2 separate regions of the Homo sapiens genome follow, and region 1 is linked to region 2. The links are chromatin loops, found by intact Hi-C in ENCODE. Cell type or tissue: tibial artery. All regions are shown on one strand.

Evidence for each region. Peaks named below come from ENCODE experiments on the same cell type or tissue, not always from the same donor. Only the 100,000 strongest peaks of a DNase experiment are listed, where the experiment ranks them.
Region 1: it touches region 2 in a loop (2.2-fold over the local background); 42 of 110 quality-filtered maps call a loop at or near these places.

What each region holds. Positions count from the first base shown.
Region 1 is chr5:481,905-489,904 of GRCh38, reverse strand. It overlaps SLC9A3 (solute carrier family 9 member A3), which reads left to right. Exons shown (of 17, transcript NM_004174.4): 3 at 1,429-1,589; 4 at 4,674-4,752; 5 at 5,208-5,385; 6 at 6,423-6,643; 7 at 7,155-7,357; 8 at 7,748-7,837. Among named protein-coding and RNA genes, the nearest start is that of SLC9A3-AS1, 13 kb to the right of the region's middle. In tibial artery, no CTCF peak of the experiment used is centred here; no DNase peak of the experiment used is centred here; H3K27me3 peaks cover 5,759 bases.
Region 2 is chr5:599,798-607,797 of GRCh38, reverse strand. CEP72-DT (CEP72 divergent transcript) reads left to right here. Exons shown (of 3, transcript NR_103444.1): 3 at 4,954-5,629. LOC105374608 (a long non-coding RNA gene) reads right to left here and starts at 7,007. Exons shown (of 8, transcript XR_007058672.1): 1 at 6,631-7,007; 2 at 6,288-6,482; 3 at 3,630-3,781; 4 at 3,158-3,435; 5 at 2,583-2,653; 6 at 1,938-1,985; 7 at 1,505-1,719; 8 at 188-733. RefSeq lists enhancers at 4,036-4,536, 4,537-5,037. In tibial artery, no CTCF peak of the experiment used is centred here; a DNase peak (open chromatin) is centred at 4,426; H3K27me3 peaks cover 5,461 bases.

The sequences.
Region 1 (8,000 bases), 120 kb after region 2:
GGTGGAGAAAGGCCTGGAACATGCGGTCTGGTGGCATGAGCCCTCCTGGCACGGCCGTGGGCAACTGTCCAGACGGGAAGGCTGCCGGCCGGGGAGTCTGAACGCGGCCGACCCCAGGACATCCATGGGGGCCATCACTGCCCTGGGGGCGGCCGTGCCAGGAGGCCGCGTTTAAAGATGACCTTGAAGGGGATTCGTGTCCTGAGGCCTGAGTTTGGAAGAGGAGAAGGCTTGTGTGGTTCCCGTTCCAACATGGAACTTTAACTCCCTGAACGCTGGTTCTTCTGGCATCTGTCACTTCCTCGGGGTGTTGTGACACTGGCCAGAGGCTGCTGGGGCTTAGGAGCTCACAGCAAACTCGGGGTTTAGTCACCGCAGAGATGACCCTGATCTGTCCCCTCCCAGGCGCCAGCACAGAAACCCCTGGCCAGGCTGCTCTCTGCTGTCTCCTGGGGCCCGTCCGGCTCCAGGGACAAACCCCTCCTCAGCCCGAGCCTCAGCCCAGAGGGGTGGTGGGCTCCGCTCCAGCCCAGCAGAGAGGCAGCAGCTGTGCGGGGGGACTCGTCGGGGGCCTCCCCCTCCCTGGGTGGTCTCTCCCACACCCTCACGGCCCTGGCGTCTCCTGGTCCCTGGACCCTCACGGCCGGGAAGGCAGCAAGGAGGCCCAGTGTCCTCTGAGCCCTGCGGCCGTGAGAGAGGGCAGACTCTCGGGGCCACGTGGCCACACTCAGTTCCCTGAGGGTCCCCTGGAGCCTGGCACCCCCACGTGGCCTCCTCGAGGCCTGAACCCTGGGTTGAATGGCAAAGACTTGTGAAGGATAAGGCTGCATTTCAGTAAAACCTCCCCAGCGAGGGGCACCAGAGCCCACAGGCAGATGCGGGGAGGGAAGCCGGCCGGGAGCTAGGGACCACATGGACCCACGTCTTCCGGGCCCCCTTGCTCCCACCGCAGCCCTGCTCATCCCCACAATCTGCCCCCACACCCCCAACGGCCCTCCCACCTGCCCCTCCCTGGCCGCGCCCCTGGGTGCTGTGTGTCCCGGCTCCGGGCCCGTCCTGGGTCAGCCCCACTTGCTTCTCCTGGGCTGGGACGCCACTCCAGGCGATGGGCCCCCATCCCTCCCCAGCATGCGGTGCCCCTGCACCCACCTGCCTCCGTTCACCCAAAGATGAAGGAGAGGGCCAGGGCCAGGGTCAGTCTGTCTGTCTGTCTTGCTCAGATGGGGTGGCCCCCTCGGAAGACAGCAGCCTTCCCTGGAGGGGGCTGGGGGTCTGTGGGAGGGACGCAGGAAGCTGACCCAGCTCCCCACGCCACCGGCGCCAGCCAGACGGGCTCCGAACCCCGACCCGTAGGCGAGCGCCTCCCCAGGGCCCTCCTCCTCGGGTGGCAGGCCCTGCAGCTGCCCCGCGGCCCGGCTTGTCTTCCAGGCGACCTGCAGATTGGGCTGCTGGACTTCCTCCTGTTTGGCAGCCTCATGGCGGCTGTGGACCCGGTGGCCGTCCTGGCCGTGTTTGAGGAGGTCCATGTCAACGAGGTCCTGTTCATCATCGTCTTCGGGGAGTCGCTGCTGAACGACGCAGTCACCGTGGTGAGCAACGGAGCCACCGCTCCAGAGCGGGCGAGCCGTGGGAGGCCTGGGCCCCGTCTCACCCCCCATCGGTCAGTCAGCAAAGGAGGGCGTGAAACCCTGTCCTCAAACTCCCCTCCCGGGGGCGTCCCGTCCCTCCACCTCCTTCCTCCCAGCTCAGAACGACTGGCAGCTTTCGCGAGGCTTCTTTGTATCTTCCACAGTTCCCAGGCCCTGCCCGCCCACTCCATAGCTTCAGGGTTAATGATGGCGCTGTTGAAATCCCGCCCTCCTGGTCCCCAGAGCGTCTGTGACTTTGGACCCACAGTTACTGCCACCCATTCCTGAGTTCCTAAAAAATACATGAGTGGCCGGGTGCGGTGGCTCACGCCTGTAATCCCAGCACTTTGGGAGGCCGAGGCAGGTGGATCACCTGAGGTCAGCAGTTCGAGACCAGCCTGGCCAACATGGTGAAACCCCGTCTCTACTAAAAATACAAAAATTAGCCAGGGGTGGTGGCACGCGCCTGTAATCCCAGCTACTGGGGAGGCTGAGACAGGAGAATCACCTGAAACCAGGAGGCAGAGGTTGCAATGAGCCGAGATCGTGCCATCGCACTCCAGCCTGGGTGACAGAGTGAGACTCCATCTCAAATAAAATAAATACGTGAATAGCAAACAACAAAATCCCATAGGAACCACGTAATCTGCCAGGGCCGCCATGACAAAGTACCGCAGGTGCAGTGCCTTGAACGACGGTGGGTGTCAGTGTGGTGGGTGTCAGTGTGGTGGGTGTCAGTGCGGTGGGTGTCAGTGCGGTCTGGATCACGGTGTCAGTGTGGTGGGTGTCAGTGCGGTGGGTGTCAGTGTGGTGGGTGTCAGTGCGGTCTGGATCACGGTGTCAGTGTGGTGGGTGTCAGTGCGGTGGGTGTCAGTGTGGTGGGTGTCAGTGCGGTCTGGATCACGGTGTCAGTGTGGTGGGTGTCAGTGCGGTGGGTGTCAGTGTGGTGGGTGTCAGTGCGGTCTGGATCACGGTGTCAGTGTGGTGGGTGTCAGTGCGGTGGGTGTCAGTGTGGTGGGTGTCAGTGCGGTCTGGATCACGGTGTCAGTGTGGTGGGTGTCAGTGCGGTGGGTGTCAGTGTGGTGGGTGTCAGTGCGGTCTGGATCACGGTGTCAGTGTGGTGGGTGTCAGTGCGGTGGGTGTCAGTGTGGTGGGTGTCAGTGCGGTCTGGATCACGGTGTCAGTGTGGTGGGTGTCAGTGCGGTGGGTGTCAGTGTGGTGGGTGTCAGTGCGGTGGGTGTCAGTGTGGTGGGTGTCAGTGCGGTCTGGATCACGGTGTCAGTGCGGTGGGTGTCAGTGCGGTCTGGATCACGGTGTCAGTGTGGTGGGTGTCAGTGCGGTGGGTGTCAGTGTGGTGGGTGTCAGTGCGGTCTGGATCACGGTGTCAGTGCGGTGGGTGTCAGTGCGGTCTGGATCACGGTGTCAGTGTGGTGGGCTCCTGCGGGACCCCGGTCCTGGACTTGCAGACGGTGCCTTCCCGTGTCCTCACGTGGCCGTCCCTGCGTGAATGTGCCCGAGTCGCCTCCTCTCACAGGGACACGGGTCCTATTGGATCAGGGTCCACCCCGGTGACCTGACTGTGCCATACTCCCCTTTTTCACGCTCACATGCCCAGGTCCTGGGGACTTTAACATGGGAATTTCGGGGGCACAATTTGGCCCATGACAGAGGTGAAGGGAGGGAAACTGAACTGGTGCTAACGGCAGAGCCCGGACGGTGTGTGGGTGTCCCTGGAGGAGATGGTGTTCCGGGAGGCGGGGACGGTGCCTCCACAGAGGCCCAAAGGCCACATCAGCGCTCAGTAAGGCCAGGAGAAGATTCAGGAACCCCAAGGAACATGGTTACTACTTCACAGTGACAATCGTGACGTTTCAAAGCCAATCCCATCAAATGGGGCCACTGCCTCCCGGAAGTGAGTCATGGGGCCATCCGAGGGGCACGTGCAGAGTGGCCCTCCTAGGAACCGTCAGTGAGGCCAGCCCTGGGCCCGGCCCCGACACCATCCCAGCCCCCACACTGCCCCCGCCCCGTGCTGCCCCTGCCCATCCTCCCCCAGCCCCGAGGACCCTGCAGACGCAGCCGGAGGGAAGGGTGGGGTCAGCTTCCTCTCCCCTCTGAAAGTGCCTGTGGTTTGAAAGGTTTGAAACCCGTCAGCCTCTCATGTTCCCTTAGGGGTTTTGGAAAGAGGAAAGTCCTGTGGGTGTCGCACACCAGACGGCAAGATATTCTCGGGGGAATTTGGGAAGTGAGACTTAATCGGGAATAGAGTGACAGCCCCGTGTGCCCCGCAGCCCTGCGGCTCCCGTCCCTGGAGAAGCAAGAGTCTCCCAAGAGGTTGTCTTCCCTCCCAGCTGGATTTTCATTAAAAAGCCCAGCTCCGAGAAGGCCCCAAGAGACCCCGGGACCCTCATGGGCCCCCCACCCCAGCCTGCATTTGCAAACCCAACTTACACGCCTGCCCCAGGGTCCTCTCCCACCTTGGCCAGAGCCAGAGACACAGAGCTGGGTGCAGAGCCAGGTTCTCCCCAGGGGCCTCGGCCCACCCAGGACGGCCCTCGGCCGGTCTCACCTGCGTCACCACTTTGCTGGGCGTGGAGCCCAGGGCGTGGATAAGGTTTCCCCGCATTTTATCTCTGGGTTTTGCCGGGCTAAGGTTTAAAAACATGCAAAGACGGCAGGGGCTAGAGCCAGCACAGCAGGGAAGTCACTCAAACTGACACCCTGGGTTTGTCTCCGTAGATGAGACTCAGAATTCAAGTGGCAGGGAGCTTTGCAGCTGCCCCTGTTTTGCAGAGGATAGGAAGAGGCCAGCTTTGCTCCCAAAGCTTCTGGTCCCCTCCAGAACATTCTTTTGCCCCATGTCTTGCTGGCTGCTGGGCTCTGGGCTTCTCCCCTTTGGGGGCCATTGCCCTGTGATGATTTTCCTTCCAACGGCCTCGGGTGCCATGGGCTCCACACTCGGGCCAAGTCCAGCGAGGCCCGGGCCCCGGAGAGGGGGTGGCACTAACCAAGGACCACCCAACGCCCTGCCCGTTTTCCCTGCAGGTTCTGTACAATGTGTTTGAATCTTTCGTGGCGCTGGGAGGTGACAACGTGACTGGCGTGGACTGCGTGAAGGGCATAGGTGTGTAGCTGTGGGTCAGGGGGAGTGGGCGGCCGTGTCTCCTCTGGGGCCAACTGTCTTCTCTGGCCTGCAGCCCATGCAGGAAAAAGCTTTGCACTCAAAGCTGCTACACTGGGCCCTTCTGTCCACGTCACGTCCCCGTCCAGAGCGATTCACACACGATTTGACATGGTCCTGGGGGTTCCTGGGTGTTTCCCAGAACAGGGATGAGGGCAGCCAGGTCTTCCTGAGACAGACGGCCGGATAGGGCCTGGGGCCAGGCTCCCAGGGGCACGGGAGGGTCCTCCCCACTTGCTGAACCAAGGCTGGTGCTGAGACCAGGCCCGATCTCCAAGAGAGTGAGGGATCCACCCCCGTTTCCCGGGCTCCCGGCACTTCCGCGGGGTCACCAGGCGGCCCCTGGCAAGGAAGGGCCCGGAAGGCCGGCACGGCCACAAAGGGCGTCCTCTACCCAGTGTCCTTCTTCGTGGTGAGCCTGGGGGGCACGCTGGTGGGGGTGGTCTTCGCCTTCCTGCTGTCGCTGGTGACGCGCTTCACCAAGCATGTGCGTATCATCGAGCCCGGCTTCGTGTTCATCATCTCCTACCTGTCCTACCTGACGTCCGAGATGCTGTCGCTGTCGGCCATCCTCGCGTGAGTCCCTCCCACACACGCGAGCTTCTCCACGCCCTCCTCCCGAGCTTCTCCACACCCTCCTGGGTCCGGCAGGGCGAGCCAGCCAGGGGGACCCCAACCCGAGCTTCTCCACACCCTCCTGGGTCCGGCGGGGCGAGCCAGCCAGGGGGACCCCAACCCGAGCTTCTCCACACCCTCCTGGGTCCGGCGGGGCGAGCCAGCCAGGGGGACCCCAACCCGAGCTTCTCCACACCCTCCTGGGTCCGGCGGGGCGAGCCAGCCAGGGGGACCCCAACCCGAGCTTCTCCACACCCTCCTGGGTCCGGCGGGGCGAGCCAGCCAGGGGGACCCCAACCCGAGCTTCTCCACACCCTCCTGGGTCCGGCGGGGCGAGCCAGCCAGGGGGACCCCAACCCGAGCTTCTCCACACCCTCCTGGGTCCGGCGGGGTGAGCCAGCCAGGGGGACCCCAACTCGGAGGGAGGTGCCAGCCGCATGGACACCGGGGGTGTGTGTGGCAGAAGCTCCGGGCTCTGCATCACCAAGTTCCCCGTGAACCCCCGTGAGGGGAAGTACAGGAAGTGGAGGGCCTCCCCTGCCCTCTGTCCTAGCGCGGGACCTTCAGAGCAGTGTCCCGTCACCTCGCCCGCTCCGCTGGCGCTCCCAGGCTGGGTGGGAATTCAGTGTGGGGCAAAGAATTTATTTAAATTTTAAAATAAGGAGTTGGCGTTTCCACTGAATTGTCTGTGGGCCGACAGCAGTGCCCACCCTGAGACAGGTCAGGTGGGGAGGGACTTTGGAACCCTTTGTTGCCCTCCCTGCTGGCAGGCAGCCCCGGTGCCCATTATCTGCATGACGGTGATGCCGCCTGTGGCCCCCGCAGGGCTGTGGGCAGGAACCCTGGCGGCCCAGCCTGGCTCGGGAGGAAGAGGCCCCCGTAACCACACAACTGTGACTCTGGGCCTACAGGCGCCAGGCCGTGGGGGGCTGGGCGGACACGGGGGCCTCGGGCGCCAGGCCAGGTGGCCGTGTCCTGAGGCGCGTCTGTCCCTGCAGCATCACCTTCTGTGGCATCTGCTGTCAGAAGTATGTGAAGGCCAACATCTCGGAGCAGTCGGCCACCACCGTGCGCTACACCATGAAGATGCTGGCCAGCAGCGCCGAGACCATCATCTTCATGTTCCTGGGTATCTCGGCCGTGAACCCGTTCATCTGGACCTGGAACACGGCCTTCGTGCTCCTGACGCTGGTCTTCATCTCCGTGTACCGGGCCATCGGTGAGGCGGGGCCGGGTTGCGGCCGTGGGACCACCGATGGGCCGGCACCGTCTCCGGGAAGGCGCAGGCTTTCTACTGGGCCCAGGGAGATGGAGGTGCAGCCCCGTGCAAGGCAGAGGAGAGGACCTGATGGTGGCGGCCTCGGGGCTGGGGTGGGAGGCTCTGGAACCCCAAGGGAAACCACTTGGTTTCCCACTGACTCCACTGGATGTGCCTCAAGACAGGGTCAGTGGCACGAGAGATGGAACGGGAAGCAAGACAGCCCCGCCCCCGCCCAGCCCCATCCCCCAGCACCCGTGTGTGTGATGCACGGAGCGTGGGGGGGAGACGCCAGGCCGCGTGTGGCTCCGGGTGGATGGTGACGAGGGACGTGGCGTGGGGACGCCGTATCTAGGGTGCCGCTGTTCTTCGTCAGCACATGCTTGGCCGCCAAGACGCTGTCCCGGAGGGGCTGGGGTCCCGCGGCTGGGAGGGCGGCCGGGGAGCTGAGTGCCCGCCCCATCATCCGCAGGTGTGGTCCTGCAGACCTGGCTTCTGAACCGCTACCGCATGGTGCAGCTGGAGCCCATTGACCAGGTGGTCCTGTCCTACGGGGGCCTGCGCGGGGCCGTGGCCTTTGCCCTGGTGGTGCTTCTGGATGGAGACAAGGTCAAGGAGAAGAACCTGTTCGTCAGCACCACCATCATCGTAGTGTTCTTCACCGTCATCTTCCAGGTGAGGCCCAGCCCAGCCAGCCCTGGGGTCTCGGCCCCGCCCGCGAGGGGAGCCTGGGCCCGCACTTCAGGACAAGCATTTCCAGGCTCCAGACCCTAATTGGGTTTCATAATTTTAGTAACTAGGAGCCGTTTTGTAGGTTTTCACGTGGCCCCACTGGGGAGGAAGCATAATTGTCCTAAAAATGTTCTTCCCGGGCCTTCGCTGGTGGATGAGGCCCCGGGTGCTGCTTCCTCCTCTGCAAAGCAGGGGCGCGGGTTGCTGGGTGCCCGGAGAGCAGGGAGGGCGCCTGTGGGCCCCGGGGCAGGTGGCTCTGTGTGGTGCACCTGGCCGGGCCAGCGGGATGTGGGGGGCTGCCTGGCACCAGGGTCACGAGACCCTGTCCTCCAGGGCCTGACCATCAAGCCTCTGGTGCAGTGGCTGAAGGTGAAGAGGAGCGAGCACCGGGAACCTCGGCTCAACGAGAAGCTGCACGGGCGCGTAAGTGCGGGGCTGGGGGGCGGGGGGGGGGCACTGCGTGTTCCTCGGGGCTGGGCTGAGAGGGGAGAGGAGGCTGCGTTGGTCTGGGGCTTGGGGGGTGGCGGAGGGCACCGTGTGTTCCTTGGGGCTGGGCCAGGAGGGGAGAGGAGGCCGCCATACGTGC
Region 2 (8,000 bases):
CATCCCCGGGCGGCAGGAGCCCAGCGGTCAGTGCAGAGGCATGGACGAGGGCCAGGGAGGCAGGTGGCACGAGCCACCTGCTCTCCACATCCTTCTCGAGAGGAAAGGAGGTGCCGGCCCACCCTGCCCACAGCTCCTCGGCGAAGCCGCGTCTGGTCCAGGGCCAGCCGCCCCTTTGCTGGTTTCAGTTCCTCCTTTATCCATTCATAAACGTTGAACAAAAGCGCTCTTTTCCCTCACGGTATCTCTAGCAGTTAAGATCAACACCAATATTTGAGAACTGTCAATACTGCATTTTACCCACTTCCCAAATGTGAAACCGGAAGGCACACGTAGCCCTTGCTGGGCTGTTTCCAGTGAACACAGTTGAGGGTGGGCTTGGGGGTTCTCCGCATCGTAATGTCTTAGGAGGGGGTGGGGCCACACCTTCCCACCTTGTCCGAGTAACAGGCCACGTGTGCGGTTTAGTTCACACCGTGGAGGAGGGGAGTGTGAGGGCAGCGGGTGGGCCGCTGTGTCCTGGTCTCTGTCCTGCTGTGTGGCCAGGGAGGGAGTGCGGCTGTCCGATTTAGGTTGAAACACCGTCCATCGGCATCTCTGGGGGATGTTGCCACTGCCCTTGACTCCTGCCCTTGTGTCTGGAAAGGGGAGGCTTCAGAGTGAGTGGCCCACAGCCTTCCAGTTGCAGGAGCTGGTGTGGGAAGGGGCATCCCCATGGCTGTGGGCCGGAGCCCTGTAATAATGGGAAGTTTCAGTGCCCTCATAGGAGTTTCACTGGAGCAGGTAAATCGGTCTGGGAGCTTGTGAACCGCTCTGGGCTGCTGGGGCTGCACTGACAACAAGCACAGAGCCCAGCTACAAGTGGCGTGGCTGCAGGAGACGCCCTGGAGACCTGAGACAGGCTGGGTGTCTCTGCTGTCCCAGGACAGAACCCAGCTACAAGTGGCGTGGCTGCAGGAGACACCCAGGAGCCCCCAGGCAGGGTGGGCGGCTCTGCTATCCCAGGACTGGGTCAGGACAGCTCAGCCCTCGCAGTCCTCAGCCAAGTGCTGCCCCGCTCTGCAAGGGGCCCAGAGGGCTCCCAGAGGCCTGCGGACCAGTGCTAGGCCTCACATCCCTGAACCACTCCCTGACCTCACATCCCTGAACACATGCAGGGGCCGGGCCTCAGCTGGGGGGCATGGCACTGGGTGAGGTCAGAGGTGCTCCAAGCATGTGGCCTAGAAGGTTTGTCCAAAACAAATTCTCTCCTGGACCCTGGAGGGGAAGCAGAAGCCGGCTGCTTCCTATAGTTCCCAACACCAGAAAGCCCAGGACTTCTCAGGGAAATCTTGGTTTCCAGCTTTTTCCGAAAGTGCCTGATGGGCAGGCATTCACTCCTTTCAGACAAGCCCCCCAGCCCTTCAGCCACTGAGCCGTGACCCTCTCCCCAGGAAGGACTGGTGGGGCTGGGGCACTGCCACCACCTGGAGCCCCATCTTCAGCCGCCTGGCAGGAGCTGCACCTGCACATGGCACCCGTGAACTCCGGCATCTTCCTCTGTCCTCCCAGGCACTCGGCATCTTCCAGGGCTGCTGCCTCCTGAGCCCACTCGATATGGTTTAGATGTTTGTCCCCACAGATCTCATGTTGAAATGTAATCACCAGTGCTGGAGGTGGGGGCTGGTAGGAGGTGTTTGGATCACAGGAGTGGGTCCTTCCTGAATGGCGTGGGTCATCCTGTTGGTGATAAGTGAGTTCTCACTCTGGTAGATCTGGTAGTTTAAAAGTGTGTGGTGGCTGGGCGCAGTGGCTCACACCTGTAATCCCAGCACTTTGGGTGACTGAGGAGGGTGGATCACTTGAGGTCAGGAGTTCAAGACCAGCCTGGCCAACATGGTGAAACCCTGTCTCTACTAAAAACACAAAAATAATTAGCTGGGTGTGGTGGTGCGCACCTGTTATCCCAGCTGCTTGGGAGGCTGAGGCAGGAGAATTGCTTGAACCTGGGAGACAGAGGTTGCAGTGAGCTGAGATTACGCCACTGCACTCCAGCCTGGGCGACAGAGTGAGACTCCATCTCAATTAAAAAAAAAAAAAGTGTGAGGCGCCTCCCCCTTCTGACTTGCCCCCCTCTCACAGCCCCCCTCTCACAATGTGAGGTGCCTCCCCCTCTGACTTGCCCCTCTCTCACAGCCCGCCTCTCACAATGTGAGGCGCCTCCCCCCTCTGGCTTGCTCTCCTCTCACAATGTGAAGCGCCTCCCCCCTCTGACTTGCTCTCCTCTCACAATGTGAGGCACCTCCCCCCTCTGGCTTGCTCTCCTCTCACAATGTGAGGCGCCTCCCCGCTCTGGCTTGCTCTCCTCTCACAATGTGAGGCGCCTCCCCCCTCTGGCTTGCTCTCCTCTCACAATGTGAGGCGCCTCCCCCCTCTGGCTTGCTCTCCTCTCACAATGTGAGGCGCCTCCCCCTCTGACTTGCTCTCCTCTCACAATGTGAGGTGCCTCCTCCCTCTGACTTGCTCTCCTCTCACAATGTGAGGTGCCTCCTCCCTCTGACTTGCCCCCCTCTTAAAGTGTCATGTATCTGCTCCCCCTTTACCTTCCACCACAACTGGAAGCTTCCTGAGGCCTCATCAGAAGCAGATCCTGGCACTACACTTCATGTACGGCCTACAAAACCATGAGCCAATTAACCCTCTTTTCTTTATAAATTACCCAGTCTCAGGTTTTCTTTATAGCAATGCAAGAACAGCCTAGTACACCACCTCTGCCTCTCTTTCCGCCATCTGCTGTTAAAAGCAGGCTGATCAGGACCAGGGGCCAGCATCAGATATAACCTGGCATCCCCTGCAAAGTCCCAGGCTTCCCCCACTATGGCTTGGGGACCTGCAGCTGCTTGCTCCTCATCTCTGAGGCTTCGGGGAGCCCAGAGCTCAGAGTCCCTTAGGGCCAGGGCAGAGTGTGGCCTGGGGGCCACCAGCCTCAGGAAGCCCAAGGCCTCCTCCAAGCAGGAGTTCTCTCAGAGCCAGAGCTGCCCCACCCCATATGGCCCAGTGACCATCACTCAAAGCTCACCTTCTCCTTGAGCCTCTGGTCAGCCGACCAGCCCTGACTGCTCCCGGGCCCCTGGCCCCTGGCCACGTCCCCCCTCCTGCCCCTGCACCCCATGCTGACCAAGCTCCACCGCCTCAACCCCGCAGGATCCAGCACTGCTCTCCACTGCCGCTGGGTGCATTCCGTCGGGCAAAGCTTTGTTGCATGAGGCCGGGGCTCAGCATCACAGCCTCTCTGTCGGTTCCTGCAGGCAGTGGACATGGTGGGTCCCCACTGTGAGGAGCCCAGCCTCTGGGGGCCCAGACGCAGGTTTCTGGCTGGGCACACACTGGGGTGAGCAGGCTCCCTGGCTGTGAGGCCGTGAGCAAGCCCATCTCCGAACTCCAGTTTTCTCATCCCTAAAAATTAAAAATAAGAAGGCCCTCAAGGGGACTGGCAGTTCCCAGCCCTCTTGGGCCTTGCCCATTTCTGGTGTAGAGGATGGAGCCATCTCTTACAGCTCGGGTTGGTGAGAAGCAAGCATGAGGCTACGGTGGCATTTTCAGGTAAAGTTTAGATTTTCCAGAAGAAGAAACGTGTAAGTGGCACATACCCTGTCCCCCTTCTCCTTTGCGCTGAACAAAGTTGTGATGTCTGAAACTGCAGCAGCCGCCTTGGGATGATGAGGGCAAAGAAAATTGGCATCACTGGGGTCCCCAACCCGGGCTCCAAACCAAGGTCACTGCTGCTAGGACTAGACTGTGGCTAAGAGAAAGAAAACACAACAGCTGAGTGACTGTTGCACCCAATGCCTTCCTGTGGACCCTGGCATCTGCCGAGGTGGCGGGCAGAGCTTAGGTGGCGCGGGCACAGCTTAGGTGGCACAGGCACGTGTGCAGGTGCCCGTAACAAGGCCTGGAAGGAGGCTGTGCCTGCCCAGCGGAGGGACCCCCTTTCTCTGTGGGGAGATAGAGCCCCGGGAGGGGGCAGGAGCTGGAGCATGGGAGTGGCTGGGGCTGCGGAGGGGAGCTCTGGAGGACCCCACCTTCCCAGGGCTAGGACAGAGGGAGCCGGCTGCTGGGGACGTCCCTCCATCTGCTCAGACAGAGGGAGCTGGCTGCTAGGGACGTCCCTCCGTCTGTTTGGACACAGGGAGCTGGCTGCTGGGGACGTCCCTCCGTCTGCTCGGACAGAGGGAGCTGGCTGCTGGGGACGTCCCTCCGTCTGCCTGGTGTCCAGCCTGGCCTGAGTCCAGGTCCGAGCAGTCTGTGTGGATGAAGGAGCGGGTTGGGATGGGGAATAAACAAAAGCCTGAAATGTAATCAGCCGGCTTCGCAGCTATGGCGAGCGGGCAGGCCTCCTGCATCCTGGTAGTCAGCACTGAGCCCGCTGGAGCCAGCCTTGTCCTCAGAGGCAGCACCGGGAGAATGCAGTGCAGGTGACAGGGGACCTTTGCTGCCCAGAGGCATGTGGTCTATTGGCTGCACGTTTGTGCTCCTGCAGGAGTCACGGGTGGAACCCCAACCCCAGTGCTGCGGTGTGTGGAGTGGGGTCCTCCCAGTGGGATCAGTGCCCTCATAGGAGAGGGCTGCCCTCCCCTTTCTCTGTCGCACCGGGAAACCAGGAAGGGCCCTCACTAGGAGGCCAGTCAGCTGGTGCCAGGATCTCCGGCTTCCACCCCAGAGTGGTGGGAGCTTCCTGTGTCTGCTGCTCAACAAACCTATGTCTGCTGCTCGGGTTGCCCGTGTGTGGTTTTCTGCTATGGCCACCTGAGCTGATTAAGACCTCCCCCAAAATCTGTGCAAAACCCCAGCGCTTCGAATGTCACCTCTGAGGCAAAAGCTGTGATAAACATAGGGATCTTAAGAGGTGCTTTTCCTGGGTTATCGGGGGGTGGGGCCTGGGGGTCTAAATGCATTCACCAATGTCCTTCTAAGAGACAGAAGAGAGACACAGAGAGAAGAGGCACAGAGGAGCCGGCCATGGAGCGATACAGCAGAAGCTGGAGGCGACGGGAGGATCCTGGCCCAGAGCCTCGGGAGGGAGTGGGGGCCGTGTTCCAGAAGCCTGAGAGTCCTGCGTGTTGTTCTGAGCCCCTAAGGCTGGGGTAGCTTGTTCCAGCAGTCATGGGAAACTGACACATCCCAAACACAGCAGCACGAGAACATAGGACTGAGACACCATCCCCATCACGCCCCAACACACGAAGACTGACGGTGGCGGGTGCTGCACATCTCAGCCGGAGCTCTGAAGGCATTTAGCTGAGCGCTGGCCTGCACCTGGAGAGAGTGAGAGACACCAGCCTCCACTGCCAGGAAGGCCCAGGGTCCTCAGGGACCAAGACGCAGGAGACGGCCGCTGCCAGGGTCCTCGGGACTTCTGTGTGGCCTTCGCTACCGGAGCCCTGAGGCGCCATCCCCATGTGCCCTTCGGGCTGGTCCAGGAGGAGGCCCTGCGGCGGCCACAGACTGGGGGGACAAAGCCCCAGGAACTCAGAACCTTGTGGGTTTTGGAAGAGGAGCCGCGCAGCAAGGTCCCGACGCCTGCAGGGAGCTGAACGGGGAGCCGCGCGAGGAAGGGAGTGCAGCAGACCCAGTACGCAAATGCTGACCCTACAAAACGCACCGCGGGTTCTCGAGCCGTGGGGATCCCGGCGGTGCTCTCCAGAGACCGCAGCTGCAGGAGCTGGGCGGTCCCCGGCAGGTGCCACGAGGGTGCGATCTCGGCCGAGAACCACCAGGCGTCCACGTCCACGGAGGGACTCATTCTCCGTGCCCATCTCACAGGGAGCAAAGGAGGCGGAGGGAGCCCCGGACTCACTGGGTTCTGACCCAGACCCTTCTCTTCTGCAGGGTGGAGTCCTCCTCCCAGAGAAGCCCAGACGTTCGTTTGGGAGACCCAGGGACACTCGGGGCCATCACCTGCCCCTCACTGGGGCTCCCAGGGGAGACTTCACGCAGTGCCCAGTGTCCTCCCGCTGGGATCCTCCTGCCCCCGAGGGGCGCCCGTGTCCCCCAGCACCCCAAGGAAGAGAATGAGCTGTCTTTGGCGGGTGCTGTGCTATTTTCTGTCCTTATTTCACCTAGAATGGCCATTTCCAGAACTCAATCCCTGCAAATGAATTTCTTCTAACGCCCCTTTTCAGTATCAAGGAGCAGGAAGCAATATCCTTTAAAAACCGATCGGCCATACATTTCTGCTCATTAAATAAATATTTTTACTTTGGACCCGATTGATTTTTCAGACACACGGAACAATGGGACTGACTCACCTGTGTGCAGCTGGGAGCCTCCTTCCTCCCCGGGGACCTTTGAAGTCACAGTGAGGCGGCCACACCTGGTGCACAGGTGGAGCCCGGCCGATAGGCACCTGAATTCTCACCAACTTCACAGGGTGTTCAGAAACGGGCTCGCACTCGGCCGACACGCCCCCTTCCTGGATCCCTGGGGTGGGATGCCCAGTGTGGCTGCACCGGAGAAAGGGTGAAAACCAGCGGAGAGAGGGCCGGGAAAGGCTCCCCCACAGGCATGTCAAGGAGAGAACCTGCAGTTCCACCACACCCTCCAGCCCCCTCCCAGGCAATCTCCCCACTCCAGCCCCTGACCCCTGACCACCTTGCTCCTTGGTATCCAGAGCCAGGCCGGAACTCAGGGAGGGCCGCGCCGTTCACTTCTGTAAGGGAGCCTCCGTTCAGTCAGTCATTCAACAAACATGAATCCAGAGCCGCATGCACTGCTGGTCCCGTCCCAGCTGCTGGTCACGGAGCGGAGAAAGCTTGAAGGCCGTGGTGTCTACTGAGAGGCAGATGACAAACCAGGAGCACGAGTCACAGCACACACTGGCGCAGCTGCAGGGAGCTGGGCAGAGCCGGGCCTGGCACATGGGGCAGGAGGCTGTGGCCCTAACGCCATGGTGGGCGCCACAGACCTTGTCAGAAGGGGTCTGAGCAGAGACATTGATTTGGTTTCATTATCATATAGAACAGAATAGAAAACTCAGACATGAAGCTGCACACATACACCCGTCTGGTCTTTGACAAGACCAACGAAAACAAGCCGCGGGGAAAGGACTCCCTGTCCGATAGATGGTGCTGGGATAAGCAGCTCAGTCACAGGCAGAAGAAGGAAACTGGACTCTTACCCTTCCGCATAGACGAAAATCAACTCTAGATGGATTAAAGACTCAAATGCAAGACGTCAAACTATAAACATCCTGGAAGACAACGTCTTCTTGACGTTGGCGTTGGCAAAGAACGCTGGCTAAGTCCTCAAAAGCAATTGCAACAAAAACAAAAATAGACAAGTGATACCTAATTAAACTGAAGAGCTTCTGCACAGCAGAAGAAACTGCCAACGGAGGAAACAGACACCCTACAGAATGGGAGAAAATGTCTGCAAACTATGCATCTGACAAAGGCCTAATATCCAGCATCTATAGGACGCTTACACAAATCAACAAGCAAAAAACAACCCCATTAAAAAATGGGCGGCCGGGCGCGGTGGCTCATGCCTGTAATCCGAGCACTTCGGGAAGCTGAGGCGGGCGGATCACAAGGTCAGGAGATCGAGACCATCCTGGCTAACACGGTGAAACTCCGTCTCTACTAAAAAATATTAAAAAATTAGCTGGGCGTGGTGGTGGCCGCCTGTAGTCCCAGCTACTCGGGAGGCTGAGGCAGGAGAATGGCGTGAACCAGGGAGGAGGAGCTTGCAGTGAGCCGAGATTGCGCCACTGCACTCCAGCGTGGGCTACAGAGTGAAACTCTGTCTCAAAAAAAAAAAAAAAAAGGCAAAGGACATGAACAGATACTTCTCAAAACAAGACATACAAGTGACCAACAAGTATAAGAAAAAATTCTCATTATCAGAGAAATGCAAATCAAAACCACAATGAGATGCCAGCTCAGCAGTCAGAATGGCGATTATTACAAAGTCAAAAAAACAACAGATGCTGGTGAAGCTGAAGAAAAAAGGTGATGCTCACG